Linked DNA regions of Homo sapiens: region 1 is linked to region 2. Evidence: read pairs that join two places in POLR2A ChIA-PET (ENCODE). Cell type or tissue: Panc1. All regions are shown on one strand. Links, peaks and the distances in the headings refer to the core of each region. The heading gives the core; the rest is flanking DNA.

What was found. Peaks named below come from ENCODE experiments on the same cell type or tissue, not always from the same donor. Only the 100,000 strongest peaks of a DNase experiment are listed, where the experiment ranks them.
Region 1: POLR2A ChIA-PET joins it to region 2 with 5 read pairs; 5 of 35 experiments call an interaction of 5 or more read pairs at or near these places.

The regions. Positions count from the first base shown.
Region 1 is chr3:190,343,546-190,360,123 of GRCh38, forward strand. It overlaps a transcript of CLDN16 not described here. Among named protein-coding and RNA genes, the nearest start is that of CLDN1, 29 kb to the left of the region's middle. In Panc1, for the core only: no CTCF peak of the experiment used is centred there; no DNase peak of the experiment used is centred there.
Region 2 is chr3:190,285,484-190,302,061 of GRCh38, forward strand. It overlaps a transcript of CLDN16 not described here. Among named protein-coding and RNA genes, the nearest start is that of CLDN1, 29 kb to the right of the region's middle. In Panc1, for the core only: no CTCF peak of the experiment used is centred there; a DNase peak (open chromatin) is centred at 11,532.

The DNA.
Region 1 (16,578 bases), core at 5,536-10,535, 55 kb after region 2:
ACAACCTAGGTGTACATCAGTGGATGAATGGATAAAAAATCTATAGTGTATATATACAAAGAAATATTATTCAGCCTTAAGTACAAAGAGATTCTGCCATTTGCCACGACATATATGAATCTGAAGGGCATTATGCTACGTGAAGTAAGTCAGACACAGAAAGAAAAATATCACATGACTTCACTTATATATGGAATCTTAAAAAAATGGCAGGGGAGTCAAATCAATAAAAAGAGATAGAAAATAAAACAGTGGTTATCAGAGTTCAGGTCTGGGGGAGAAAATGGGAAGATACAGGCCAGAGGATACAAAGTAGCAACGTAGGATGAACAAGTTGAAAGATCTAATGTACAAATAGAGACTACAGTAAATAATAATGTACTGTAGTCAAGATTTTTGCTACATGGGTAGATTGTATCTTCACATGTGATAGGGCGAATAATGAATAAATATGTAAGATGATGGATTTGCTATTTTGTTTCACTGCAGCAATCATTTTACTATATACATGTATCATAACATCATGTTGTATAACTTAAATGTGCACAATACATTTTTTAATGAAATGAAATATAAAAAATATAAAAAATAATTTTGAAAAACGCTTTGAAAGCACGTATGAAGAATAGCCATCATTATAAAACACAGAGCTTCCAAATTTCTGTAACTAAATAACACCTTCAGAGAAATTGCTTATATTACCTAAACATCTCTGAATAACTTCTTAAAATTCCCAGAAAAGCCATATGTGGATTTTTATGCATGCACCTCCAAGAAGCTTTAATTATCTTAATCATATTCACTACTGGTATTAAAAGTACTACAGATAAATTGCTATTAAATATTATTTAAACAGTCATTAATATTTGATAGATTTAATGTGTATATAAACTGTTCTTAATTTTCATATAAGTATTATAGAGTAGTGAATAATGTATATTATATATAATTCATAATTATACATAGTACATACTGTATTACATACTATGTATTCTGTAAATGCATTTGTATAAATGTGAAAATATATTAAATGTTAAAATTATATATGTATGTATACTTTTAGTCGACACTTTTATTTTGGCAAAACATTAAGAATTAAATCACTAAATTTTCCTTGTCTTCCATAAAAAAGTAGCATAAGGAAAGCTGTGGAAATAAAAAAAAAAACTAAGGATTCCAGATAATCATGTGATTAGGTTATAGAATAAAGGAGGATAAATGTCTGGAGAAAGAGTTGCAAAAATTAGGCCAAGCTGTAAAAGGGGGTCTTCTTGCTCATGCTAGGAATTTGGTTGGGATTTAGGGACACATTGAATATTGGCAGAGAAGGGTCAGGTAGCTGTATTTTCACACAGATCGATTCAGAGGAAATAATTCTATTTACCCAGAAGTGTAAATAAATGAATAAGATCAGACTTTTACTTAGAAGAGTATGGGGAAAATAGACAAAATTCAGAGACAGAGGAAGAGTTAAGCTAATACCAATGTTAACACTGAAATTTGTAGATTTAAAGGGTAAAGTAATTTGACTAAAGACACCCCTCTCCACCTAACACACACACAGTGCTGCTAGTGAACTCTGTATTAAGCTACAGTTTAAGTTCCTGGTTCTTGTTGTCTTACCAGCTTTGATAGTAACCAGGGAGATAGCTGGCAAGAGCTTCTAGGGGCAGGCAGGCAGGATTTTGGCTCGGATGGATACTACCAGATAAAAGGTCTTTCACAACCTCTTTGTTCATTTTGTGATATTTCTCAGTTTAGGGACTTTCTCTTCTCCTCTTCATATCACACACCCACTGCACCTCAGGAATTTGACTTCTCCTCCCTTAGTTACACATTCTCTCACTGCACTTATGGAATTTGAGTTACTTCCTATCAGGTTTGAATCACCCTATTTGGCAATCCTGGAATTATTTGAAAATGCTCTCATCTCATCACTATTATTTTTCCTCTGTAAACAAGCCTCGTGTTTTTCCAGAGCCTCTTCTTTCAGTTGTGTTAATCTCATATTTATTTTTTACAGGCCTAGCTCCGTCTCTCTTTATCATAAGCAGCATAATGCTCTCTAGAAAGACTCTTTGATGAGGAAAAGGAATTCTGGTTCTAGTTTTGCCACTGATAGGTGTTCAGCTTTGTTTAAATGCTTTACCTCACTGGGCTTCCAGTTATTCATTCGTGAAATACAGGAAGAGGCTAAAATAAACACACTTTGGCAGCTTTCCTTCCTTCTCATAAAATTCTGACTTTCAGTTTGTCCCAGGTAATCTGCCAGTCTATCCATCTGTCCCCTCCTTTAAACTAACAACTGTATGTTTATTACTGTATTGATTACATTGTATTGAAATAATCTTATTCATTTATTTATGTAATATATATAATATTTATTGAGGTAGTGCTGAGCATATGCCAGGGACTGGACTAAACCCAAATAACAAGACTCTTGTAACCAGTCCTTTTAGGTCTTACAGTGTAAGTGACAATACACATGAACATTCAGAAGTGTGATGGAAGTAGCCAAGGATAGAACTGAAGCGTCCTATGGCACGTAAGACAGAGGGATCTTCCTTAACCAGGAAGGAACTCCCTTAAAGAAGGAATTTACACCGAGACCGAAGGAAAGAAACAGAAAAGAAAGTGTTTTAGCAGAGGGAACCACATGTTAGAATGCCTGGAGGTGAGAGAGAATAAAAATTCAAAAGAAGTTCTGTTTGCTTAGGGAAGGAAAAAAAAACTGAAGGAAAAAGAAGTACCATGTAGAGATGTGGGTGTGTGACCAGATTTTGCTACAGGGAATTTTGAACTGTTTTAAAGTTTTGGTCTCTATTCTATGAACAATAAAAATCCTCCGGCAATTTTAAGCAGGATAGTGACCCAGTCATATTTGCGTTTTAACAGTTTTGATCTAGATTCATAATGATGCTGAAATTAAAATAATAACTAAATTTTATTTTATGCTTACTATAGCCAAAACTGTACATTCTTTATGTAAGTTGTCCTAGTATTCTTTACAACAACTATACTAGTTTCTTAGGGATGTGGCAACAAATTACCACAAACTAGGTGGCTTAAAAGAAATTCATTCTCTCATTTTTCTGGAGCCCAGACGTCTGAGATCAGGATACCAGTAAGGTCATAGGCTTTGTCTGAAGGGGATCTTGGGAAGTATCCTTCCCTGCCTTCTCCTAGCTTGTAGTGGTTACTCACAATCCCTGGTGTTGCTTGGCTTGCAGATCCATCACCCCAGCCTCTGCCTTTCCACATGACATTCTCCCCTGTGTCTCCCATTGCCTTCCCTCTGCCCATGTTTCTGTGTCCAAATTGTTCTCTCCTTATAAGGACATCAGTTATTGTATGGCTCACCCTAATCCAGTATTACCTTATTACTTCCGAAAAGCTCCTATTTCCAAATAAGTTCACACGCCGAGGTTTGGGCGGGGGGACACTTTGGAGAACACTATTATTATTTTGGAGGATACTCTTTATCCTCATGCTGTAACTGTAAGATGTTTGCCTAACTGGAGAGGTGAGTGAGGAAACTGAGGCACTATGAAGTTTAAAAATATGTCCAAGGTCACAAAGCTAATATGTGGCAGAGACGATTGACAGAGAGACCAGCTAGGAAACGATTGCAGAGCCATGATGATGGTGGCAATGGGGATGGCAACGTATAGATGATTCTGATAAATATTTTTAGAGTAGACTCAATAACATTTGTTAATAATTTTGATGTGATGAGAAAGTAGGGAGGAGTCAAGAAAAACTACCAGTTTTTCTGGGTAGACCTCCTATTTATAGTGCTAGAAAACACTGGACAAAAGGATAGTTTTAGAGAGAAAGGAGAAAAATTCAGAGATGCCAGTGCTGAGTTTGAAGTGCCCAAGGAACATATAGTTATAAATGGATATAACGATCTGGCACTCAAAAGAAAGGTCTGTGTTAGACCATCAGAAAATTGTAGCATTCATTCATCATTACTAAATACTTATGAGTGTCTGCCACATGTCAATTATTATCTTAGGTATCAAGGACACAGTTGTGAATAAGATAGGCAAGTTCCTGCCCTCATGGAAATGTCATTCTTGATGGGGGAGACAGATAATAAACAACAAAGATAAATAAGACAATTTCAACTAGGCATGTCTGCTGTGTAGACAATAAAAAGAGGTGATATGAAAGTCAATGATTGGTACAGATTACCTTCTTCAGTTTGGAGGATGAAAGTAGGTTTCTCTGAAGTGGCGACAAGTGAGCTGAGACCTGCATGATATGAGGTGATTTCAGGGATCTAAGTGCACAAAAGCCCAGAAGCAGTGATGATCTTGTAGTTTGTAAGGAACAGAAAAAAAGGTCTGTGGCTGGAGCATAGGGAACCTAGTGGTGGTACAGGGCGAGGAATCGGTAGAAGATGAGACCATGGGCTGGGCGCGGTGGCTCACATCTGTAATCCCAGCATTTTGAGAGGCCAAGGCAGGTGGATCACGAGGTCAGGAGATTGTGACCATCCTGGTTAACAAGGTGAAACCCCGTCTCTACTGAAAATACAAAAAAAAAAAAAAAAAAATTAGCTGGCACGGTGGCACTTGCCTGTAATCCCAGCTACTCGGGCGGCTGAGGCAGGAGAATTGCTTGAATCTGGGAGGCGGAGCTTGCAGTGAGCTGAGATGGTGCCACTACACTCCAGCCTGGCGACAGAGCAAGACTCCGTCTCAAAAAAAAAAAAAAAAAAGAATAAATCAAAAAAAAAAAAAAAAGATGAGACCACAATGTCAAGGAAGACAGCAAGACTGCAATGTGTGTGTGTGTGTGTGTGTGTGTGTGTGGTGTGTGTCTTTGGAAGATTATGTTTCTTACAAAGATATACACACCCACACTGATTTTTGTTTCATTTAAAGCCATGGGAATAGAAGATATTGCTTAGAGAGACTGTGCAGAGTGAAGGAAAGCAAAAGCCTACAACACAGGCCTGCAGTCACTTAAGTCTCATGGATAAATGTGGTCAGACCAGAAGAAAGAAAACAATATGCTTTCATGTCTGTTTATCCCATTAAAATAAAAACTATGCCCCCATTGCCAAGCAAACCTTCTTTTATGAAATTGTGTCAATAAATATTTAAAGAATTCATTTTTTAAGTTTTAAGGTCAGGGGTACATGTGCAGGTCTGTTACACAGGTAAACTTGTGTCATGGGGGTTTGTTGTACAGATTATTTCATCACCCAGGTACTAAGCCTAGTACCCATTAGTTATTTTTCCTGATCCTCTTTCTCTTACCTCCCTCCACCCTCCAAAAGACCCCAGTGTGTGTTGTTTCCCACTATGTGGCCATGTGTTCTCATCATTTAGCTCCCACTTATAAGTGAGAACATGTGATGTCTGGTTTTCTGTTTCTGTGTTAGTTTGCTAAAGATAATGGTCTTTAGCTCCATCCATGTCTCTGCAAAGGACATAATCTCATTCTTTTTCATGGCTGCGTAATATACCAGCGTGTATATGTACCACATTTTCTTTATCCAGTCTGTCATTGATGGGCATTAAGGTTGATGAATCGATATCAGATAGATGAAAGGAAATAGTATGGTAAGACCCTGGTATGGTTTTTGTGTCCCCACCCAAATCCAGTTGTTCAATTGTAATCCCCAGTGTTGGGGGAGGGACCTGGTGGGAGGCGATTGGATCATGGGGATGAATTTCCCCTTGTTGTTCTCATGATAGTGAGTGAGTTCTCATAAGAGCTGGTTGTTTAAACGTGTGTAGAGCTTCCCCCTTCACTCCTTCTCTCCTGCCACCACATGAAGACATGCTTGCTTCCCCTTGGCCCTTCTGCCATGATTGTAAGTTTCCTGAGGCCCCCCAGCCATGCTTCCTGTGCAGCCTGAGGAACTGTCAGTCAAACTTCTTTTCTTTATAAATTACCCAGGCTCAGGTAGGTATTTATAGCAGTGCAAGAACAGACTAATACAGATCCCCATTCATGGTATGTTTCATCAATGGTCATGTCTTTACTTTTCCTGAGTCCACATCATTTTCTGTGTGACTTCACTGTTTTTGTCTATAAAAGGACTATAGTATTGTTTCCCAACCGTTGACTTGCATAGTTTGACCCTGTGACTTGTGTTATCCATTGACATGAGGTGAAAATGATAGTGTGCCAGTTCTACATGCAGGTCACAAGAGGCTTTGCATGTTCCTTTTATACACTTGCACTCCTGCCATTACCATGAGAAGAACATGCCTGAGCTAGACCCAAGGTAAAGAAGGAAAATGAAAGATTTCTCAGCTGTGCTGCCCCAGGCAAGCCTATCCTAGGGTAGAGCCCCAGTCAAACTGCAGGTATATAAGTGAGTTCAGACTGGGTCAGCCTTGATTAACCCATTCAACTCACAAGCATGGTAGCTACAATAATGAAGGATTGGTCTTAAAACCATTGAATTTCGGGTGGTTTGGTACAGAGAAATGACTGATGTACTAATCTTTTGAGGGGATGACCTGACCAAACAAGCTATGGGAAAATGAGGAATAGATGAGCGGACCAGGCACAGGGCAGGGCATGGAGACAAGCATTTAACCATCTCCCTCCCACATCTAAGTACATCTTAATGTCTTATGAAGATTCTAAGAATCCAGTAGAATCCAGTAGAAATATTTTCAAATTTGTATGAAAAAGGAACAGGTTTTTGAGACATGATTCATTTTATTCCCTGCGTAAAGCTCTTCAAATTAGCCCAAAGTCTGGTGTGAAATGATAAAGCTTTTCTACATAAAAGCAGTACTTGAAGTTTAAGAATCATAGTTCATAATGTTATATATATATATATATATATACTTTATTATAGATGTTGGATTGTATTGTTACTTATCATATTAAAGATATTAAAAATGACAATGTTAAAAAGAGTCAATGTGTATTTTGAAAAGCAACTAAGAATTGCTAATTTTGATTTTATAATGTTGAAAAAAGTATTCGATACCAAAATCAAGAGAACATGCAAAGGTCATGAAAAATATCACAGGTAAAGGGAAAGGCCTCTGGAGTCAGGAATGTACAAGGATGAATTTCAGCTCCACCATTTAACTAGCTGTGGCAGCCATGAGAATGCACCTTCCAGACCTACAGGCAGCTTAATTGACTGGGCTCAGGCTACTGGCATTGAAACCTATTACTGTGTTTGGGTTCAGGCCATAACTTCCTTAGGCTTATCTGACCAATGACTGAGTATAGAGGAAATACTAGGCTGACCTGTTCCTGGGAGTTAGGCAAATCTTTTATCATTGAGTTTGGCTCAAGGGTTCACTATGATTTTGCTCAAACTTCTTTAGTCTATAGACAATCTTTCCTCGCAGTCTTCTTCATTCTGGGCCAGACTTGCATTGTGGTCTGTGATATGGTTTGGAGGTGTGTCTCCGCCAAATTTCATGTTGAAATATGACCCCTATGTTTGAGTTGAGGCATAGTGGGAGGTGTTGGGTCTTGTGGGTAAATCACTCATGAATGGCTTGGTGCTCTCCTTGATTAATGAGTGGTAATTGAGTTCGTGGGAAATCCGGTTGTGTAAAAGACTGTGCACTCCCCCCCACCCCCTTGGTCCCTCTCTTGCCATATAGATAAGTCTGTTCATTTTCACCATCCACCTTGATTGGAAGCTTCCTGAGTCCCTCACCAGAAGCACAGGCTGTCACCATGCTTTCTGGACAGGCTGCAGAACCATGAGCCAAAAAACCTCTTTTCTTTATGAATTACTTAGTCTCCGGTGTTCCTTTACAGCAATGCAAAAGGAACTGAAACAGACTGTTTTTTTTTCCCAGCCTTCTCCAGCTCTATTTCTATTTTCTTCAGCATAAGTGCTTCCTTTACTTAAATTTACACATTTAATCCCATCTTGAGAGCTGCTTCTTGAGAACCCAGATTAACACAATAGCCTCTCTGAGTCTCAGTTTTCTCATGTGTAAAATGTAACCTAGTCCATAGGATTGTAGTAATATTTAAACAAACCAGTGAATTTAAAACAAAATTGTACAGTGACTGCCATTTAGTAAACATTGAATTAATAGAACATTTTATTATTGTTGTTGTTATTATTACTTTTTAAGGTTTTTATTTTTTTAAGTCAAAATCATGAAACATATTAGCAGATATTGGGCTGAAGATTATCTGTTGCTGGGGAGAAATAGAGGTAAACAGATGGAAAACAAAATAACCAAGAAACAAACTAGGTAAATAATTAATGCAAATATTGCAGTCAAAAAATCACAAAAACTTAACGTTATTTTATCTATTAGCATTCTAAAAGGAAAGGTAATATTGACTATAGGGCCACTGGGAATTATATTCTCTTTTAATTGTGGAAACATTCAAGAGTATTCAAGTTAAACTGGACCATTTTCTCCCAGATATAAATCAGAATATCAGGGAGAGCTCTAGCAAGTACAGCAAAATGTTTTTCCTGGCTTGAATTATCCCAGTAATTGCATATATTCTGCATTTTGCTTAGGTTGAGAACACACAGGTAATTAATGGTCTTAATTTGACAGTGATTATAATTTTGGAATCATGCTTTTCTAAATATTATTTGTCTGAAACTAGAAGGCAATTGAAAAAGTTTTTTTTTTTTTAAAAAAAGACAAATAAATTAGTAAAACAATAAAAAAGGAAGGGGGATCAGGATAGCTTCTTTACAACTTCAAACATAATTAACAATTTTAAAGAGTAAGAAAAGTTTGCCAAGTGAATTTAGTTTTTCTTTTTCTAGATATTGTGCCTGGTACATATAAATTCTCAGTAAATATTTGTTGTATTTAATTATATTGGAATAGCTCAGAAACAGAATATGTGATTGGAATTGTCTTTATTTAGATCTGTCCTAAAGCAGAAGGATAAACAAGATTAACATTCCAGGTCATTTCTAGCTTTAGGAATATTTATGACACTATTTTGAAATGTTTATTCTAACAGTAAATTCCACTTTCTGTAGCAAAGTGCTATTTGAATTTTGTATCTCAGGCAGAGCTAATCAGGTTAGCTACTAATCATGTAATTAGAAATCAAAGTAGCTATGGTTGCGAAAAGTCGCACAGAAAACTGCTGTATTTGAATGTGACAATTTTCTTTTTCTCCGTGTCTCATTAGTATAAGCAAAAGCTACTATTCTAGAACATCAAAAGGTCCTTGAAACATTGCAGTTGCTTTCAGAATAGTTTGGGGCCTCCAAAGAGAATCTCGTAGAATTTATCGGGGCTCTGTTGTTTTCTCAGAAAAAAAAAAAGGATAAAAAAAACCTCTTTTCTTACATCAACTGTATAAGCAGTGAGTAGATCACTGGTTTTAAACAATTAGGATAGTGCTAAATTATTTCATATTTCCCTTTCCTCATTTTTCCACCCTTCAGAAATAGGTGTCAAACAGACTTGAATGTTATCCCAGCTCAGTATCTAGAAGCTTTATGGCCCTTAAGTACAATTTAATTTCCTCCTCAGCTCTTAATAAAATACGCAACCAATAGTAAGTGTTCATTAATATTTGCTGAGTAAGTGATTTTGTAAAATGGGATAAACATAGTACCTACTCCAAAGAGTTATCATGAGCATTAATACAAAGTCACAGAGACTGCCACCCAGTCAGCAATCCTGTAAGTTGCTAATTATTATATTATTAACTGTAAGACTATGCCACCTTCATCCAAAATTCAGAGTGACCTGCTGTGAGCAATTTACTTTCACAACCCCTTAACTGATCTCTTTGCTTTCAGTTTCTTCTCTTCAACCTACTTTCCACACCATACCAAAGTTATTATGTCTAAAATATAAATTTTATCATGATGAGTGCACCCAGCTTCCAATAGCTTCCCATTGTTTATGGCAATGGCTTTCAAAGTCATTTGGTCACCCAATCCTAATAAAAACATAAATAAATGAATAAAGCATGTACCCCAGGAATATGTATATTTAATTATTTAGTTATGTCTATGGACCACAAGTTTGTGTTATTAAATCTTAAATGAAGTTGTGATCAAGATGAAATAAACACTAGTTTAAAGGTTTTCTTACATGGCTTTATTTTAACATTCAAGGCACAATATACACTTAAGAGTCGTTCAAACAATTGAGATATTAAATCATCCTCTTGATATTTAATTCATTTAGTTATCTATAGTTGGCTTTACCAGACCTTTCTGTATCATCATTTTTATTGATAAGTTGCTGACAAAGAGCTGGTTCTAGTAGTAAAAGTGACAGCCCTCCTTGTCTCATGGAGTTTGCCTGTTCTTAACATTATTCATCTTACCTTCAACTCATGGTTTCTGTACTAGTTTCCTGTGGCTGTTGTAACAAATTACCACTAACTTGGTGGTTTAAAGGAATGGAAATTTGTTCGCTCCCAATTCTGAGGGCCATAAGTCAAATCAGTTTCACTGGGCTGAAATCAAGGTGTTTGAGGACTGCACTTTCTCTAGAGGGTCTAAGGAATCCTTTCTTTGCCTCTTCTAGCTTCTGCTGGCTGCCAGCATTCCTTGGCTTTTGACTACATCACTCCAATCTCTGTCGGTTATAGTTATGTTGCCTTCTTCTATGTCTGTATTGAATCTCTCTCTCTCTCTCTTTTATAAAGATACTGGTGACTGCATTTAGGTCTCATCTTGATAATCATAGTTGCAGAGGCATTTTTTGGAGTATAATATTAACACTCAGAGGTTTCAGGAATAAGGATGCAAATATCTTTTAGGGAACTATTATTTTGTCAACCACAGTTTCTTTGCAGGAATGTTTAATAAAGGTGTGATAGGTAGAATTCTGAAATGATTCCCAAGATTTCATTTCCTGGTGTGCCTACCTTGTATATTAATTTCCCCTTTTACGGAGGTGGAACTGTCACATGATGGATTTCATTTTTAATTACTTTATATAAAAAGGGATTTTGAAGACACACTCTTTTCTTTATGACACTCTTGTGCTGTCTTCGTGTTCTCTTGATGGCAAGACTGGTGAACCAATCATTGTATCCTGATGCCTGGACCACAGTCTGAGATGGCACGTGATCCAGTCTGGCCAATAAGAGACATTTCTACTTTTTAAAAGTGGTGCAAATTGGGCAAAATTTTGTTTTCATTGGTTGTGAGATTATGGGGAATGTTTCACAAGAAGAGATTCAGAGCCAAGCCTAGGACTACTTGAAACCTTATAGTTTCAGGCTTTGTGGCGTTTCTGCCGTTAAAGAATGAAGCAAACAGCTAGCGAGAAGCAGGGAGAAGAGATGGGAAACCCTAAAGGGTTGAATACCCTGAACTTGGATGTCCCTGATATTAGATCCATTCCTGCCCTTTCTGAAACCTCTGCTTTTTTATGTGATGTCATAAAATCTTTCCTTTTGCTCAGAGTAACTGTGTTTTTATACACCTTACCATGTCAAGTGCCTAACAAGTGGTTTGGCTCACAGAAAAGGTCAAAGTATTAGTTCAATAAATCAACATTATTCTAATGGTTTTTTCTTGGCACTGTTATATTCATCTGAAGAAAAGTAACTAAAAAATGTCTAACACACAAAAAGCATTTCAAAGTTATTTTTAGAGCTCCTTTTTCTTCAAATTACACTTACACACAACAAAACCTCCTGGTAATCTGGTCTCTCTTTCTCACACCATTATTATATACTTTTAGAGATAATTAAATGTCTGTGATAAACAGGGTTTGTCGTGGCTAGACTAAGAATCATTTGTTTTTTAGTTGTTGATGTCTTTAACTTTGTTTTTTTAATATATTCTAATTCACACCAAAATATTGATTTCTGTGACTTTTCTTTACCTCCACCTTAGCCAAATACTTAAAAATTATTGGCCTGTTAAAAATCCCCAAGTCCTCTTCTTTTCTCTTCAAACTTTTGATTTTGGACTACAAAAGCAATGTTCTATCGACTCTATTTTTCTTTTTGGAAAACTTTCTAATTAAAACTACTTGAGAAATAATTTTGTAGAATGACCCACCTTTTCTCTAGGATAATTTAAACTTCTTAAGAATTTAAAACAAAACATCAGATCTCAGATTATTAGAAAAATGTGTGATTTATGGACTTTACATGTCATTCTCTAGTAATCCTAGTAATAAATATTCTTGTTGTTACAATGTTTTATATGAAAAATTTCCTTGAGATCTTGTGAGAACCAATATAGAGCATTTTAATGGAATATTCACATGCATTGAGATTCTAGTGGTATGCACATAGCCAATGCCAGATTACCCATATAAAAGAAAAATAGCAATATAATTAATTATTGATATAGCTTAGATCAGGAAAAAAGTGAAGCATTTTTTTAGGTCCATACTTTGATTTCTCATTTCTGTGGGGTTTTTTGTTTGTTGGTTGGTTCTTTTATTTTTTTTAACTTCCTATGAAATATACCTGAATTGGTCAATTTTTACTTTTTAGAGTCTTTAACATGAAGAAAGTCAGGGTCACTAAAAACTGAACTGAGCCTAAAATTATTTTAGGTCCAGTTCAGATTTAGTGACTCTTAATTTCCTCTTGAAATTCAGGGTGAAGAGGAAGTTGAGGAAAATCAATATGATTTTTGCTGAAAAGAATAAAAGTCATCATTTTGGTAGGCTAAGCATATACAATTTTTTTTCAGGTTCCTATACCAAGAAAGTTTAAGTAATATATTAGTAATGACATCTTTAGATTATTTTTATCCTGCATTTTATGGAGTTAATAAAAAACAAGCTTGAATATGTCTCTACATTTTTTTTCAGACCATCCCAATTAATTGCTGAAAAAATACTGCTATAATAAGTGTGATAAGATCTGAAAGTCATAAGTTTCAAATTTAGATGATTCTTGCTTGTAACAAAATGTTATATACACAAAGCATACATACTCATGTCTGGACAAATCTGTAGATTTTCAGACTAATGTGCATGTTGATGGAAAATTTTTGAACTGCCAGGCCCAAATACCACTGTGGTAAATTACCTGTCTGTGGTAAACCAAAGGCATGTTTATCTAAAATAATTAGATGGCCCTTCCTCAATCTGATTTAAAACCCAATGTTATTCATACTAAAACATATAAAATAATTTACTTTGTAATAAAGCTGGCATTTAAAAGCAGTAGGGATATAATATTCAATGAGTGATATTGAGATAGCTCTCTATTTTGAAGAAATAAAGTTTTATCTTTCCCTTATACCATAATGTCCTACTGAAATAAATATTCCATGCTATAAAAGAAAGAATTATTATTACAACTATGGATAAGTTATATAATTTTGAAACATAATGATTGCAGATATCATAATATTTAGGTTGAAAATATTTTATTATTCAATTATTAAAAGTTATGTAATATTGCCTTCAAATTGCAAAATTATCCCATGTGAACTAATATACAAAGATTCTAATGGAGTTGGCATATAATTCGCTATGTAGATTATACACAGCCTTGCATTTTACATTCTCAAAAGATGAAAATCAGTGTTCACTGTTAAAAATCCTGTGGATTATTACCTGATATATTCAAAGTATATGTCATTATATCCACTTTAAAGCTTTAAAGGTACTCAAATTAATCACAGTCCTTATTTTTGGAACTCAAAAAGAAGTCGTTTTCATTTTTACAGGGAATGTTCCTACAGGATTAACATCCTCCTATGAGTATGTCCTAATGCAGAATTTTGGCAGAGTTCTGTAGATGAGCTTCTAAAATAGAAAACTTTCTAAAACTTGCAGATCTGGGATCAGAAAAACACAACCTTGAATCTACCTGATCATTAAGCCAGGCCCTTCTCTAACTGAGAACTCGTAATTTTGGTTTGAAAATTTTCTCATATTCACTGTGTCCTCTCTCCTTACAGCCAATACTTTGGTTCAAACACTCTTTATTTTTGCCTGGATTAACATAACAACTCTTTAACTCTTCTTTCACCTTTGTTCATTTTCCTTTCCTCATTCTAGTTCCTCTTCTGTGCTTCACCTCTGCTCTTGAGGGATCTTTCTAAACTTCAAATGTGACCCCTAAGGAATTCCAATTTTCCAAAGACTAAAGTCCAGTTCCTCAGTATGATACTGAAAGTTCTTCCCAAAATAATTTAAGCTTACCTTTCTCACTCCTACACCACACCCTGCACACTTGGTATGTTGACTGTGTTTTTCCTCTTTCACAGGTTGGTGCTTTACTCGTGGTTTCCCATCAGCCCAGATTGCAAATGTACCTCTTTCTTGCTGTTGCTAAATCTTTCTATGCTTGTAAAATCAAACCACAGCCTGCCTAAAGCCATCTTTGGGTCTGTATCGGTTACATTTTCTTCTCCATAATCCCCAAGCACTTCAGACTAGTCTCATGGTCCTTGTTACACGTTAATTTATATTGCATATGTGTCTTTCTGCCACAATTTGTAAATTCCTTCACAGGAGAGATTGTTTGTTTTACTTTCATATTTTTTATATTCCCCTGGGTCATGGGAACTAGCACAGAGGTCTGGTAGTAGGACTTCAGTATGTATATATAGAATAGGATTCTAAAAATGAGACTGACTGGCACGTATTGGTGGATAAGCAGTATTACGAAAAAAAAGAAAAGAATCTGGATCTTAAACTCTGGTCTCTTTCCTTTTTATGTTTCTTCCACAAATAAGAATAAATATAATTTGCTTTGTGATTTAGGAGAAATGCTTTTTTTTCTTTTTCCCTCAAATTTCTGTAAGCCCAGAGTGTGACTCTGTGAATTTTATGTCATAATAAGAGCCGCTGAGAGTTACCACAAGGATACCAGAAATAAAGCATGCATTATAAAGCATGTCTTCTCTAATAATTTAAAAAGAATATCTAATCATGAGTGCATTCATTTCTCCAATTCAGCAGCTTTCAAGTACGAATGACACATAGGACTGAATACTTCAAGTGGAATAAAAATCAGACTCGTCCCTCCTGAGTACAAACACACGGATCAGTCAGACAGAAAGATTCACTCTGTGAATTCTCTACCACACACAGAGGGTAGACTGGAAAGCAAAAGCATCACTAGGGATAACAGCAATTGTAGGATGATTGCAAATTGTGTAGGATTTTGCAGTAAGAGCTGGCTGTTTATTCCCAAGATTTCATAATTAATCTCCACAGTAAACTTTTCCTGCAAAATTAAAAAAAACAACAAGTTTATTGCTCAGAGCTTCAACAGGCTAATATTGTATTAGACAACTAATGATGACCTAACCCATCATACCAGTCTGCCTAAATTGAAATTCAATGGACATAGTTTTTTCATTAAATCCAATTCTGCTGCAGACCATGTTTCTTCCCATTGTTACCCTTGGAAGGACATCAGTAGTTACTGAAAGATATAATCCAATTTAATGGGTAAATTTTCCTAAATAAGAGGCCTTATGGCCTTTCCTTTGAAAAATATTCATAGTTCAGGACATTACTGAAACCTAATTTATTATTTTTTTAAAGAATAAAATTATTCAAATTGCAGAAGGCTTCATTCTGGGCTTTCTGATATTCTATTGTTTTGATACATGTATTTACTCAAGTTAATAAACTTTTCTTATAACACAGTATGATTTGTAATCAGGGCATTTGTTTTCTGTATATAAATTAATGATTGGAAAATGCTACAATTTGGTCATTCAAGTGTTTTAAGCATCTCCTGCAACTGCAATCTTGTTTGCATTACAATTTGTCTTATTTCTGGCAAAAGTTTTGATGAACAAAAATTATCATCTATTTTGCTCCTGAACAAATGACCTTAACATTTAAATTCAGACATTACACACCTTGCATGAAGGACTTCCAAATTTGACTCTCTTAATGCCTATGCAGTATTGTCACTCAGTTTCTTCCACATATGTTGGAGTTCTAGCTCTATGTAAGTGTTCAGTAAACTCTAATTGAATTAAATGAGTGGAATCCAGTGCAGCTTTATTGCAATCCTACAGTTGTTTCTAAAGGTAAATGAATATAATGCTTCATTTTTTGATGTTTCTTATCCTGCTTTGTAAAAAACTGTATCTTTAGTCAACTATCACCTAGTGAAAAGATTTTAAATGTTAACATTAGTACTAAGTACAAAGAGGATATACAATGCTCAATAAAACCCTGTTCCTTACAGTCCAATGGTTGAGTCAGACAGGTAATATTTACAACTAATGTGATCTGTGCTTGTTCAAAGTAGCATGGGAGCACTGAAGAAGAGTGCTTCAGCGAGCCAGGTCTTAGAGGATAAATTCCCAAAGCAGAGAAAATGGTTAGAATATTTCTTAAATAAGAAAGGTAGGTCTAAAGATGCAAACAAATTAAAGAGAAAGAAATGTTCAGAAACTTCTGAAATTTGATGTGACTAGAACTTGTGGCCTAAAAGGAGCTATGAGGCTCGATGTGAAGAAACATGGATCTCGAGTTTTGGCACTGAAAGGTATTTGAATGCTTCTCTTGGCCAAGATGACACTCTGGCTAGGGCTGGAATTCTTAACTGGGCTGGTTGAAGCTATGTTGGGTTGGGCTGAGCTGAGACTGAGGCTTGGCTGACCCTTGGTCTTTAAACTGTAGAATGAAAAAGAAACTGACTTTGTTATTTAGAGCAAAGTAGGCAAGAAAC
Region 2 (16,578 bases), core at 8,839-13,838:
CACTTTTAATAGTTTTGTGGTTTGATATTCTCACTAAAGACACAAGTGCTGTAAACACCACAATTACAATATTAATATTGCAATTACATTAGCATCCTTTTCTTTCAGTTTGAAGAACTGCCTTTAGCATTTCTTGTAGAATAGGTCTGGTAGTGATAAATTCTCTCAGCTTTTGTTGTCTGGGAAAGTCTTTATCTCTTCTTCATTTCTGAAGGATAAGTTCACTGGGCACAGTGTTCTTGTTTAACAATTTTTTCCCCTCAGAACTCTGAATATATTGTCCCATTCTCTCCTGGCCTGTAAGGTTTCAGCTGAAAGCCTGTTGCCAGGCATATTAAATCTTCCTTTACATGTTTTTTCCTTCTTTTCTCTCACTGCGTTCAGGATCCTCTCTTTGCCTACCACCTTTTAGAATTTGACTGTAATATTTCTTGGGGTATTCTTATTTGGGTTGAATCCGACTGGTGACCTTAGACCTTCCTTTAGCTGACTATTTATATCTTTCTGCAGGTATGAAAAGTTTTCTATTGTTTCTATGGTTCCATCCAACCATTTTGTCTTTCTCAATTCCCTCTTTAACTCCAGTAACCTAAATATTGCTCTTTTTGTGTCATCCAATAGATCACATAAGCTTTGTTTTTTTCTTTATATTCTTTTTTCATTTTCTTCTTCTGACTATATATTTTCAAATAGTCTGTCTTCAAGCTCACTGATTCTTCTCTTTTTTTTTCATTGATGCAGATCTTGATACTCTGTTGCATTTTTTATTTCATTCATTGTATTTTTCAGTTCCAGGATTTCTGGGGGTTTGCTTATTTTTTGTTTGTTTTGCTTTCGTTATTTCATCTCTCTGTTAAGTTTCTCTGATAAATTCCAAATTGATTCTCTTTGTTTTCTTGATGTTTGTTTTCTTTTTTTTTCTTTTTTTTATTATTATTATACTTTAAGTTTTAGGGTACATGTGCACAATGTGCAGGTTAGTTACATATGTATACATGTGCCATGCTGGTGTGCTGCACCCATTAACTCGTCCTTTAGCATTAGGTATATCTCCTAATGCTATCCCTCCCCCCCTTCCCCCACCCCACAACAGTCCCCAGAGTGTGATGTTCCCCTTCCTGTGTCCATGTGTTCTCATTGTTCAATTCCCACCTATGAGTGAGAACATGCGGTGTTTGGTTTTTTGTCCTTGTGATAGTTTACTGAGAATGATGATTTCCAATTTCATCCATGTCCCTACAAAGGACATGAACTCATCCTTTTTTATGGCTGCATAGTATTCCATGGGGTATATGTGCCACATTTTCTTAATCCAGTCTATCATTGTTGGGCATTTGGGTTGGTTCCAAGTCTTTGCTATTGTGAATAGTGCCGCAATAAACATACGTGTGCATGTGTCTTTATAGCAGCATGATTTATAGTCGTTTGGGTATATACCCAGTAATGGGATGGCTGGGTCAAATGGTATTTCTAGTTCTAGATCCCTGAGGAATCGCCACACTGACTTCCACAATGGTTGAACTAGTTTACAGTCCCACCTACAGTGTAAAAGTGTTCCTATTTCTCCACATCCTCTCCAGCACCTGTTGTTTCCTGACTTTTTAATGATTGCCATTCTAACTGGTGTGAGATGGTATCTCACTGTGGTTTTGGTTTGCATTTCTCTGATGGCCAGTGATGATGAGCATTTTTTCATGTGTTTTTTGGCTGCATAAATGTCTTCTTTTGAGAAGTGTCTGTTCATGTCCTTCACCCACTTTTTGATGGGGTTGTTTGTTTTTTTCTTGTAAATGTGTTTGAGTTCATTGTAGATTCTGGATATTAGCCCTTTGTCAGATGAGTAGGTTGCGAAAATTTTCTCCCATTCTGTAGGTTGCCTGTTCACTCTGATGGTAGTTTCTTTTGCTGTGCAGAAGCTCTTTAGTTTAATTAGATCCCATTTGTCAATTTTGGCTTTTGTTGCCATTGCTTTTGGTGTTTTAGACATGAAGTCCTTGCCCATGCCTATGTCCTGAATGGTAATGCCTAGGTTTTCTTCTAGGGTTTTTATGGTTTTAGGTCTAATGTTTAAGTCTTTAATCCATCTTGAATTAATTTTTGTATAAGGTGTAAGGAAGGGATCCAGTTTCAGCTTTCTACATATGGCTAGCCAGTTTTCCCAGCACCATTTATTAAATAGGGAATCCTTTCCCCATTGCTTGTTTTTCTCAGGTTTGTCGAAGATCAGATAGTTGTAGATAAGCAGCATTATTTCTGAGGGCTCTGTTCTGTTCCATTGATCTATATGTCTGTTTTGGTGCCAGTACCATGCTGTTTTAGTTACTGTAGCCTTGTAGTATAGTTTGAAGTCAGGGAGCATGATGCCTCCAGCTTTGTTCTTTTGGCTTAGGATTGACTTGGCGATGCGGGCTCTTTTTTGGTTCCAGATGAACTTTAAAGTAGTTTTTTCCAATTCTGTGAAGAAAGTCATTGGTAGCTTGATGGGGATGGCATTGAATCTATAAATTACCTTGGGCAGTATGGCCATTTTCACGATATTGATTCTTCCCACCCATGAGCATGGAATGTTCTTCCATTTGTTTGTATCCTCTTTTATTTCATTGAGCAGTGGTTTGTAGTTCTCCTTGAAGAGGTCCTTCACATCCCTTGTAAGTTGGATTCCTAGGTATTTTATTCCCTTTGAAGCAATTGTGAATGGGAGTTCACTCATCATTTGGCTCTCTGTTTGTCTGTTATTGGTGTATAAGAATGCTTGTGATTTTTGTACATTGATTTCTTAAAATAGCTTTGTTGAATTATTTTCCTGAGGGATTACACATCTCCATTACTTTAGGGCTAGTTTCTGGTGCCTTATTTTGCCTGCTTGATGAGGTCATATTTTCCTGATTGTTCTTGATGCTTGTAGAGTGTGATATTGTCTATACATTGAGTGCTTAGGTAAGTATTTTAGTCTTCACAGGCTGGCTTTTTATGTGCCTGTCCTTCAGAGGGCCATCTGGAGATTCTAAACTGACTGATTGTTCTGTTTCCTGAGCCTGTGACCACGGTAGTCATCTTAGCCTTAGTGGATTCTCTAAGTCCAGGTTTGTCAAAAGTCTCACAAAGGCTCAGAGGTTGACATGGCTTTCCAGCCTATTTAGACCTGAGGAAGATCTAAGTAAGGTACGAAGGCTGTGTGAGAATGCTGCCCAGGTACCTGAGTCTAGAAGGATATCCCAGTGGCATAGATAGGTGTGCCCCCCAGTAGGTATTTGCACAGGCAGGAATGGTTTCCAACTACAACAAGAAGAACTAAAGATGGGACTAGACCCCCTTGGGATCTGCTATGGGACAGGCTGAAGAGACCATCTCTTTGATCCAGACAGGTACATAGTTCTCCGCAAGTCCTTGTACAGGTGGGATAGATTCCTGTTTGTAGTGAGAGGGACCAGATCTAACACTGAGCCTCTTTGGGATCTGCTGTGGAAAAGAAGTTGGCTGGTGTGCCTGTCTAGGAGGGTTAGATTCCCAGGCTGGGAAATATGGGCAAGTCTCCTCTGAGTCATTGTGTGAGCAGCTCTGAGCTGGGAGGTCAACTGAAGAAGGCTGGAGTAGCACCACAGGGCAACTTTCGGGTTCTACTGCCAAGATCAATGTTAGTGAGCAGACCAGCCTTTCTGCCAAGGGACTGGGGTGCTCAATTTCTTCAGGACCACATGGCAGCTGATTTTGGGCTCAGGTTCAAAGCCAAACAGGGCTGTAGCCAAGCCCCTTGGGGGACTGAACTATTACTGGACTTGAACCCAGAAGCAAGCTCAGCAGATCAGCCACCTGGATGTTGATCTGCACTTTTGAAACAACATTCCAAGGACTTGAGCTCTACCAGGGTTTCACAAACTCCTACCTGAATCCTGAGGCTCTCACAGACAGACTTTTGACTCTAGGTTTTTAGGGGGCATTAGCAGACTACCTTCTATTTTACCATTTTGGTGACATCAGTCCTTCTATGATTCTCTTTATCATATTTATAAGATTATCTCATTTGTCCAACAAATTTAATCTCACCGTATCTGAGAGACCCACTGTTGGTTGCCATGGAGGTTCTATGTTGAAAATAATACCAAAAAAAGATGAATATAAATTTGAACTATCAAATTCTATGGACAACTCAATAAAAATGTTTTATTCATTTCTTAGTTATTGAGCAGGAAGTCTTAAAGTATCGAATTATCTATTATTAAGACAGTATATATTTAAAATATTTTATTAAAATTTGATTTGAATGATCAATAATTCAAAATTAATCATTAAAATAACTATGTACTCATTGTTATTACTCTCAACTAAAACTGAATAAATTGAAAATTACAGAGGATTAATGACCTCATCAAGGTCATAGAGGTAGTAAATGGAAGGGTACTTAATCATGAGGCTATTTAAGTGTCATGGTGAATTCACAAACTGGTTACAGAAAGAGTTGAGATGGTTCATGTCAAAGTAGGTGGCTCCCTATTCTTACAACTATAGCTGGCATTACTGTTTATCAACACTGACAAGCTTGTCACATAATCTAACACTGGTGTAAGTTCATGACAAAAGTCTCTTTTGAAAGGTCTTTAGACACAGATGTCTCTTTGCTGGGATCTGTGAACTGAATCATGGTTACAGAAAGGCTGACAATCTTTCAGCAGGGCCTGATGGTGAACTTCAGCAATTATGACAGTTTTCACAGTTGCTTAGCATCGAGACAGAGAATCTGAAAGGTGGTTTTTTGGGGACTTCACAGAAAAAATGTCCTCTAGTGATAAATGGAATAAAGTCTAATAATGTGCTGAAAGATTCTCTAAAGGGCGGAGCTTATTTGGGGGAAGTTTCTGAATTATAACATCTGCCACCTTGCATTTTAGAGAGCTTTTGTCTGTGAAGGCTAAAAGAATGGCCACTTGTAGAGTATACTTGAAAAAGAATTAGGTTTAGTCTAAATTGTATCATTTGACCTTCAGGATCTCTTTCAGTCCTAGGTGGAAGACAATTTTAAGGAAAAAAAACCTACTCTTTCATACCTCACCATTTTCGTTTCCATAAATTGTCCTCCTTTCATCAGCTCATCTCTGAAATTCTACAAGGAGGTAAGTGATAAAAGCAATTTATCTTCTTTTGCCAACTATCTCACCTGCTTAGCAATGAGTATCTTAAAATAGAGGGGTAATACAACCTTTATCTTACAGAAAGGATGTAGGAAAATCACAGATAAATAATTATTACAATTCTAATTTATTAGGGATATGTGAAAGAAAATTATATCAAAGTAGTGAAAGAAATGAAGAGGAATTAATTGCTTTTTAGTTATTTATCAAATACTAGCTTTGGGCTAGGCACAGTTCTAGAAATGAGATATAGCAGTAAATGAAAACAAAAAAATTCTACATATCTGTGGGAATATAAAAAATGTGCATGTAAGCCAATAACTGTCAGTTGGTGATAAGAATTATGAAGAAAAAAACAAGTAGGATGTTAGAGAGTAATGAGGGGCTGGGTTATGTACTATTTTCTATATGATGGTCTTGGGAAGCTTCTTGGATGAGGTGACATTTGAGCATAATGAATGCTATGCGGAACCATAGCATGTGGATATCTAGAGAAAAACAATCTAGGCAGAGGGTACAGCAAATGTAAATGGCCTGCAGTGGGACTATCCCTTTGATATCTGAGGAAGAGCAAGGGGATCAATGTGGCTGTTGAAGAATGTGTCAAGGAGAGGTGATGGTATCAGAGAAACAAAAGGCCATGTATTAGTCTGTTCTCATACTACTATAAAGAACTCCCCAAGACTGGGTAAATTATTAAAAAAGAGGTTTAATTGACTCACAGCTCCACACAGCTGGGGAGACCTCAGGAAACTTACAATCATGGTGGAAGGGGAGGCAGTCACATCTTATATGGCCACAGGCAAGAGAGGGTGTAACAGAAGTGAAGAGAGAAGAGCCCCCTATGAAACCATCAGATCTCATGAGAACTCACTCACTATCATGAGGACAGCATGGGGGAAACCACCTCCATGATCCAGTCACCTCCCATCAGGTCCCTCCCTCAACACACAGGGATTAAAATTTGAGATGTATTTGGGTAGAAACACAAAGCAAAACCATATTATTTTGCCCCTGGTCCCTCTTAAATATTACATCTTTCACATTTCAAAACTAATTATCTGAGACAAGTCAAGTCCCTTCCACCTAGGAGCCTGTAAAATAATAATAATAATAATAATAAAGTTAGTTCCTTCCAAGATACAATGGGGATACAGGCACTGGGTAAATACACTCATTTGAAATGGAAGAAATTGGCCAAAACAAAGGTGCTACAGGCCCCATGCAAGTCCAAAATCCAATAGGGCAGTTATTAAATCTTAAAGCTTCAAAATAATCCCCTTGACTCCATGTCTCACGTCCAGGGCACACTGATTAAGGGGGCGGGCCCCCACAGCCTTGGGAAACTCCTTCATGGGCTGGTATTGAGTGGCCTGTGGCTTTTCCAGGTGCACATTGCAAGCTGTTGGTGGATCCAACATTCTGGGGTCTGAAGGTTTGTGGACCTCTTCTCATAGCTCCATTAGGCAGTGACCCAGTGAAGACTCTGTGTGGGGCCTCCAACCCCACATTTATTTCCCTTCTGCACCACCGTAGCAGAGGTTCTCCATGAGGGCTCTGCTCCTGCAGCAGACTTATGCCTGGACATCCAGGCATTTTCATACATCCTCTGAAATTCAGGTGGAGGTTCCCAAACCTCAATTCTTGACTTCTGTGGACTCACAGGCACAACAGCACGTGAAAGTCACCAAGGCTTGGGACTTACACCTTCTGAAACGATGGCCCAAGCTGTACCTTGGCCCCTTTTAGCCACAGCTGGAATGCATGGCATCAAGTTTCAAGGCTGTATACAGCAGTATGGCCCTGAGCCCAGCCCATGAAACCAGTTTTTCCTCCTAGGTCTCTGGGCCTATGATGGAAAGGGCTGCCTCAAAGATCTCTGACATGCCCTGGAGATATTTTCCCCATTGTCTTGGCTATTAATGTTTGGCTCCTTATTACTTATGCAAATTTCTGCAGCTGGCTTGAATTTCTCCCCAGAAATGGGTTTTTCTTTTTCTATTGCATCATCAGGCTGCAAATTTTCCAAACTTTTATGCTCTGCTTCCCTTTTAAACATAACTTCCAATTTCAGATCATCTCTCTCAAGTTTAAAGTTCCACATATCTCTAGGGAAGAGGCAAAATGCCACCAGTCTCTTTGCTAAAGCATAGCAAAAGTGATCTTCATTCCAGTTCCCAGTAAGTTCCTCATCTCCATCTGAGACCACCTCAGCTTGGACTTCATTGTCCACATCACTATCAGCATTTTGGTCAAAACCATTCAACAAGTCTCTAGGAAGTTCCAAACTTTCCCACATCTTCCTGTTTTCTTCTGAGGCCTCCAAACTGTTCCAACCTCTGCCTGTTACCCAGTTCCAAAGTTGCTTCCACATTTTCTGCATCTTTATAGCAGTACCTCATTGCCTCAGTACCAATTTACTGTATTAGTCTATTTTAACACTGCTATAAAGAACTACGAATTTTAAAGAAAAGATGTTTATTGGACTCACAGTTCCACATGGCTGGGGAGGCCTCAGAAAACGTATAATCATGGTGGAAGGGGAAACAGGCATGTCTTACATGGCAGCAGGCAAGAGAATGTGTGAAGGAAGTGAAGGGGTAAGAGCACCTTATAAAACTATTGGATCTCATGAGAACACTCACTATCACAAGAACAGTATGGGGGAACCACCCCCATGATCCTATCATCTCCCACCACGTCCCTCCCTCAACACCTGGTGATTACTATTTGAAATGATATTTGGGTGGGAACACAAAGCCAATCCATATCAGGCCATGTAATATATAGGACCTTGTAGATCATATTCCAAGGTGTAGAATTTGAGTTTTATTCTAAGTGTAAAAGCCTTAGATGGTTTTGAGCAGAAGGGAAACACAATTATGAATTGAGTTGTAAGATAATCATGCTGCTCTCTGGAAATTAGACCATGAGTGGACAAGGATTAAAGTCCAGTGACCAATGAAAAGGTCCAATAAAATATCAATAGTTCAAATGAGGGACTGTGGGGTTTGGACTAATATCCAATTGAGAAGTGAGCAGGGATCAGATTTGGGGTAAACTGTAAACTATAGCTAACAGGATTTAATAATGGATTGGACATAGCGTATGAGACAAAGAATGTATTCAACAGTATTGTCAAGACCTTGGCTCACTGGCTAAAGAAACAGAGAAACAGTTAAACCGAGAAGATTAGAATCTCAGGTTTTTGTTTTGTTTGCTGTTGGTAGGGGACAAAGGGTCTAAAAGAGGGAGGACAGAGGGAGAGAAATGGGATCAATAATTTGGTTTCGTTCATGTTTTGTTTGAGATTCCTATTAGACATTTTAGTGGAAATACTGAGCAAGTACTGTATAACAAGTGTGGAGTTCAATAAACAAATGATTCTGGAGTTTTAAGTTTGTGACAGTTTTAGATGAGTTTTGGTTGAAAAGTCTTGACAGAATGTCAGGAAGGAGAAACCAGAGGCTGTCTATTGTCCTGAGAATTGCTTTCTGTTGGGATTTACCCTAATCTGGGGGATTTTTCAGCTAGGGCAGAGTTTTGTGCTTGTATTTAACTTAAAATGCTTCCTTCTAAACTACTTCAAATCTCAACCATGTCTCATAATGTTTACACATCTAAGTTCTGACCTCATGACTTTATCAAAGTAGACACTTAGTTCAACTAAAAAAATGGAACAATTTAAGCTGCTAGTATTAAATAAGTGTTCAGAGCACACCACATGTAGTTGATAGCTGTGGGCACTTAATTCATACTTTTGGTTGAATGAGAGGCTGATTGGCATTGAAAGACAATGTATTAATAGTCAAAGTAAATAAGCATTGTCTAAAATTTTAATATTGAATGTAAATTAATTTAATTTTTAAATTTTCTGGATTGTGCACGCTTTTACTTACTTTTTTTAAATAAGGAGAGTTTTAAAAGCCAGTAATAATAAAAACAAGTTTCAAAACATGTCCTGTTTAAACAATTAACAAAATAAACTTTCTTTAAAAGTTTGAAATTATCATTTTACACAAATTATTAATATATTCAATAAACAAAGCTTTTATATTTTAATTTAAAAACAATTTCTTCTGAAGAACATTTTTTACCCTAATCTTTTCTGTAGAACCATATTATTGATTCTGACAATTTACAATGTTCTTACTATATTAAATAGTGTAATTTAAACTATAAACCACATGACTTATAAAAACTGGATTAAAAAGTGCTTTTGAAAATGTCTTGCAAACTCAGTAAGAAAGTAATAAATATGAGGATTAAATCATGAAGTTATCACCACATTTTATTGTTGTCTTCTCCAGTAAACTCAAAATATAATGTGGAGACTGTTAGTCTTTTCTAGCTTTATTTTAATCATGTTCTAACAGATAATAAACTGAAAACATGGGAATTCAATAGAGGCATTATCTCAGGGCTCGAAATTATAAAAATTAAGACAATTTCCCTATAAATTTTTACAGTATTATAGGCAAGACACGCTCATATTCATATTTAATGAATATAAGTTATCAGATGCCTACTAAGTGCCAGGTACCAAGCAAGATACTTTCTCATTTCTCTGACAGTCTTAAGATGAGATTGTGTGGTTGTCAGGTACACAATGATACACAGAAACAATAACTGATTACATTCATCATGATGCAGTGATTTAAAATATCTATGACCTGCAATAAACTCAGAGAAAAAAAGCATGAATGGTACCCGTCTTAGAGGAAAAGAGAATCTTTATAAAAGCAAATTTTCTTTCCTTAACAAACCTATGGCTTAGGTTGGACAGAAAGGATTAATCCTAACCTTTTCTTTGTGGGATTTCTTTTCTTTTTTCGGAGTTGGACTCCCTCACAGTGAGGTGGCAGTTTAGACTTAAAACGATTAAACAGCATAGGAAACTTAATACCAACCTACTTAATTTCCTAGGATTCCTGGCTGGAATACTAGGCTGTTTTGTAAATGTACAACCTGAGATCACAGAGCATTGGAAGCTGCTTGTACAGAAGAAAAAGATCAGTACTTGAACTCAGAAGATCCATGTTTACATCTTAGCTCCGTTGTTTTTATGAGTTTGGGCAAAACTCTTCTTTTTTACAGGCCTCAATCTAACAATTTGTATAAAAGGAGATCAGTGAATATGTTAGTCAGGACTCTGTCTGAACTAAATGTAGAAATACACATCAAAATACATTAAGAAAATATTAAATGTATATGTTCATAAAACTGAAAATTCTAGGCTTATAACTCACTCTACGTGGGGCTGGATCAAGAGGCTTGATTTATGTAATCAGGCATTTTTCTTCTCCAGCCTCAGTTCTGCTCTTTTCATAGTTATGTTCATTTGATTTTTTATTGGCTCTAGGGTTTTTTATTTCATCTTCTAAATGAAGAGTTTTCTTCCCTGATAATTATAATAAAAGCTCTGAAATGGAGCCTCATTGATCTGACTTGAGTCATATACTCTACCTTAATCATTATACATTAGTTTATTAATTTATTTGCTAGTTACTATTTGAGCTTTACTATGTGATAGGCACTGTTCTAAACATTTGTGATACAATGACGAGCATAATATACATAAACATATAAAATAGCTGCTTTTATAAAGCATTCATTCTCATGAAACAGTCAGGCAATACAGTAATGCATGAATAAAAATATAATATTCTGTCATTCTTGTCATGTTACAAAGAAAAATAAAGCAGGGAAAGAGAATAGAGTGTCATAGGTGGCTACTTTATAAAGGGTGGTCAGAGAGGTCTTTTCTGGTAAGAAAATTCTTCTGGGAGAAAACTGATGCTGCGAAAAAAGCAGTAAGTTTAAGATGTGCACTTGTTACATCTCAGAAATAGCAAGGAGACTAGTATGGCCAGGTCAAGATGGTCTAGGAGGAGAGTAATAACGTATGAGGATGGGAAAGTAGCTAATGTCAGATTTAATTTTTTTTTTTTTTTTTTTGAGACGGAGCCTCGCTCTGTCGCCCAGGCTGGAGTGCAGTGGTGCCATCTCGGCTCACTGCAGGCTCTGCCTCCCGGGTTCACGCCATTCTCCTGCCTCAGCCTCCCGAGTAGCTGGAACTACAGGCGACTGCCACCACGCCCGGCTAATTTTTTGTATTTTTAGTAGAGGTGGGGGTTTCACCGTGTTAGCCAGGATGGTCTCGATCTCCTGACCTCGTGATCCGCCCGTCTTGGCCTCCCAAAGTGCTGGGATTACAGGCGTGAGCCACCGCGCCCGGCCCAGATTTAATTTTAAGTGATGTGGAAATCTTGGAGGATTGTGAACAGTAGAGTGATAAGATAATTACCTAACATGTCTTCCAAAGATCTTGCTGCTAGATAGAGAATAAACAGTAGGACCACAGTCAGAATGGTGTCACTGGGTTTTTACAACAAAGTAGCCCTGAGCCACAGACTGTCTTACTCATCTCTTTATACCATTTCTGTTTGGATAAAGATTTGACACATATTAAACACAAAATAACTAAACACAAAAGTAAACACAAATGTTTCATTGTAGAGTGAGTAGTTTCACTGATAACATTTCAGTAAAATTGCTTTGCTTCCAGTCTTATGAAGAACTAAAATAGCAAAGTGGCTGCATTTAGACTCATTTTTCAGTTTATTCTTTTTAGATAAAAAGTCACATCAACAGAAAATGTCCTTAATTCTGTAATATGGAATTCTCAATGCTGAGTCCATATATTATTCTGACAGACAGACACGAGGCAGGATGATATTTGAAAACGGGGAAAGGACTCTACCCAAATGTGTGCTTGAAATTGAAGATATAGGCTTTCATTTTACATATATATATATAATTTACATACATATGTAAATATATGTATCATATTAATTGTTATATTATCTATATATTATATATCTATATTTATATCTATATATAGATATGTATATATATATTATAGATATATAGATAATAATATAGATATATAATATATAGTATATAATATATAATATATATCTATATAATATATATCTATAATATCTATAATATAATATATAATATATAATATATATCTATATTATATATCTATACATAGATATTATGTAGATATTAATATATAAATATATAAAATATATATTACATATATTTATTTTTCAGATATATATATATACACACATATACACTCACACATATATACATACCTGAAAAAAAAAAAACCTTTACATTTATCCAGTATTTCTCATTTACAAAGGACATTCACATATGTCATTTGACTTCCACTGAAACTCTGTGAGTTAAGTTGGACACGTATCATGACTGAGACTGAAAGATAAGTTTGTCAAGGCTACATAGCTAATGAAGTAGGCAAAAGCTGGTTTTGATGGACAGCAACGTGGCCATCCATGAAACTAAACGCCCTAATTCAGTTGCTGCTGAATATGACCATGGACAACCATTCTATCCAATGAGACATAAAAATAGAGGAATTTATTTGTTTTAAAACATATTTCTTTATTGTCTTTTCCATATACTATCTGATATAAACAAAAAAGAATAGTTATGTAATATATGTAAGTCTTAAAGCATAATAGTTATATAATGAATACCTATGAACCCACTACCTAACCCAAGGACTAGAACGTTACCAACAATAACCATATACTTGTAACTTCTTTACCATCCTACTGCTTCTTTCAAAGGAAACATTATACTAAATTTTGTTATTCATGTCCATGCCTTTTCTTTACAATAGTTTGATCTCACATGTATATTATACACACACACACACACACACACACACACCTTAACAATGTATTATTTAGTTTTGCTAGCTACGAGTTAAAAATGATATTACGTGCAATGTGTCCTTCTGGGAGTTGCTTTTTTTTTTTTGTATTTGAGACGGAGTTTTGCTCTTGTTGCCCAGGCTGGAGTGCAATGGCGTGATCTCTGCTCACGGCAACCTCCGCCTCCTGGGTTCAAGTGATTCTCATTCCTCAGCCTCCCAAGTAGCTGGAATTACAGGCATGTGCCACCACGCCCAGCTAATTTTGTATTTTTAGTAGAAACAGGGTTTCTCCATGTTTCTCCCGACCTCAGGTGATCCGCGCGCCTTGGCCTCCCAAAGTGCTGGGATTACAGGTGTGAGCCTGGGAGTTGCTTTTTTCACTCAAAATTGTTTCTAAGAAAATATTCATTTTACATATAACTGCATCTATTTATTTTTTTCATTTTTACTGCTATAAAATGTTTCAATGTGTAAACACACCACAAATTATTTATCATTAAACCAGTGAAAATTTTAAAGGTTTCCAGTTTTCTTACTGTAGCTATAATTGTCATTCTTATACATGTACCCTGATATACATATAAGAGTTTCTCAAAAATATATGCTTATTAATGCATTTTAATATGAAGTTGGATGTTTAAATTTACAGTATAATGTTAGTATTCCTTTCAAAATTTATTAGATCAATTGGTGACCATCATTAATCCACATATGCTACAACACTTGGATGCATATCAGACATCTTATATTTTGTCAATCTTGTGGACATGAGTCTGGTTTAAAATTACATTTTTCATTAATTTTATTAAGGTTTTATTATTAAAGTTATTAATAAGATTGAGCATATTTTCACATTTTAATAAGCTTATATCATTTATCTTTTGCAAAATGCCTTTGCATGAATTTAGCTTTTTTTTCCATTTGATTGTATTTGTTATAATTGATCTATTGGTTTTTAAAAGTGTTCTCAATATTAAGTCTTTGTTTATTATATACTATGTGGTGGTTATTCTTCCTAATTTTGGATTGCCCCTTCTGATGTTTCTATTATGTATTTGATGAACAGAGTCCTTTACTTTAACATAGTTGTATGTAACTATTTTTTAAGGTTTTGTTTTTGTGTCTTATTTAATTAGAAAAATTCTTTAATTTATGGTAAGAAATTTATTCTTCTGTATTTTTTCTGAATTTTTTTTATATTTAAGTCTTTAACCTATGTAAAAGTAATTTTTGTGTATGGTATGGGTTAGAGACCATGTTTGTTTGTTTGTTTCCCCTGTAAATATCCACTTGCCCCACAGCATGTATTGAAGCATCCCTCATTTCTCTGTTGATCTGTAATACTATCATGTCTTATATCACAATTCCATACATGCTTAGGTCTATTTGTACTCTCTATTCTATCCCACTATTCAGTTTTCCACCCACTGAGGATTTATGAAAAAGTTTTGATTTTCTGATATATAGGTACCACTCATTTCTCCTTTTTGCCTTATCCTTCTTTTGCGTCTTCATCTTCTTGACTTGCATAAGGTGGTAAGAGTGAGGGTAGAGTAACCTTCCTGGAACCAAAATAACCATGAGAACGGAAGCCATACACTAAGAATGACAAGGAGAGAAGATGACTGAGCAATGATTTTACAAATTCATCAAGGCATCTGTCTACTACCTACCTTGGGACAACTTGGAATGTGAGAAAACCAAAGCTCTATTGGCTAATTCTCTGTACTTTCATGTGACATTCAGGAGGTATGCTGCTCTTCAAGTAAGAATCTTCCACGGAGTGGGAGTTGAGGGGTCGTGGGGGCGGGCAGTTTGCTGACAGCTTTTCGCTGCAGTGCTGTTGGCAGCTGCTGCAACTTTCTAGTTAAAGCCACACTTTTAACAGCTCACAGATAATGAGTAAATACAGAGGGGGCATTAGGAAGTGATCATTGCTGCCCAATGCAGGACTACTTTATGGACATCCTTTAAACAAGAACTCCCCATGGGCTGGCCACAAGGCTTTATAAGAACACTCAACAGCCTGAAGTTTTTCTGACACAATTCTCCTGCTTTCCTATTATCCATTCACAGGTGTCAGACCAGGCTGTATTTGTTAACTATAGCCCGTAGGCTAAAGCTGGTCCACAGCCTGTTTTTTGTATGGCCGACAAACTAAGAATGATTTACATATTTCGAAGAACGATACAAGCGACTGAATATTAGGAATATATGATAGACAATTTATGTGACCCACAAAGTCTGAAATATTTGCTCTCTGGTCATTTACAGAAAAAAGTTTGCTGATCCCTCCGATCCCTGGCAAAGACTTTTGCTATCTACTCCTGCTGCCTTTTCCTATTTTTTTTCTCCACAGGCATTAGCCATCATGCTTTTGCAAGTCTAACTCTGTCTTGGCATCCTCCTTCCCAGAACACTTAAACTGACACGTTTGGTTTCTATCACATTAAATTATAAAGATGCAATTATTAAAAGGGCAGATTCAGGGTCAGAATCCAGGGCTGGTCTGTGACCCTAACACACCAGATTTCTTTGATGATACTCTCACAGTGAAAAAAAGAATGAAAAATTTGAGAGAGAATAAAAGATGGATCCGGTAATGAGAAAAATAAATTTGGTTTCTGCCATTATTAACCAGCTAGCCTAGTGATATGTAACAATCAATCCAAATATCCAAAGACTGGGGCATATTTTCAACTTGACTCAATCCTGTGAAACTGAAGTTTCATTACTCTCTTTTCTTGAAATCCTTTTCTCCATTCTAGTTCTTCATATGCCCGTTTTTCTACTGCTTACTGGACATCTCTACTTGGATGCGCAATAGGCATGTTAAGACGACTATGTCCAGGTTGGGTGCGGTGACTCATGCCTGTAATCCCAGCACTTTGGGAGACTGAGGTGGATGAATTACCTGAGGTCAGGAGTTCGAGACCAGCCTGGCCAACATGGTGAATCCCAGTCTCTGCCAAAAATACAAAAATTAGCCGGGTGTGGTGGCTTGTGCCTGTAGTCCCAGCTACTCCAGAGGCTGAGGTGGGAGAATCTCTTGAACCCGGGAGGTGGAGGTTGCAGTGAGCCAAGATCGCACACTGCATTCCAGCCTGGGCGACAGAATGAGACTCTGTCTCAAAAAAAAAGAAGAAGAAGAAGAAGGGGAAGGAGAAATTATCATCATGTCCAAAATGAAATTTCTGACTTTTTTTCAAACCTGCTCTCTCTCAGTCTTTCCACTTTTGGTTTATGTCTGCTCCATCCTATGAATTTCTTAGGCAAAAAGCTTTGGAATCATTTTTGACAAGTCTTTTGCTTTCATACCTCACATCTAGTCAATCAGCAAAAGCAGTTGACTCTACTTTAAAGTAAATAATATCCAGATTCTAACCACTTCCTCCTATGACAGACTGCAATCATCAAGCCGTCTCTTGCCTGGATTATTGTAATAACCTTCTATATGAACTCATTGCTTCCCTCCTTATCTACTTACGGTCTATTTTTCAACACAACAGGAAGAATACTCTTACTACGTCTCAATTTAGATCTATGTTTCCTTTGATCAAGACTTATTATCTTTTGCTTTCATTCAAAGTAAAAGAGGAAGTCTTTAGAATGGTCTGTCATATCCTATATATTTTAAATCTCTTTCCCTTTATGCCTTCATTTTAAAATACTATCTTCCTAGCTTACTTCATTGCAGCT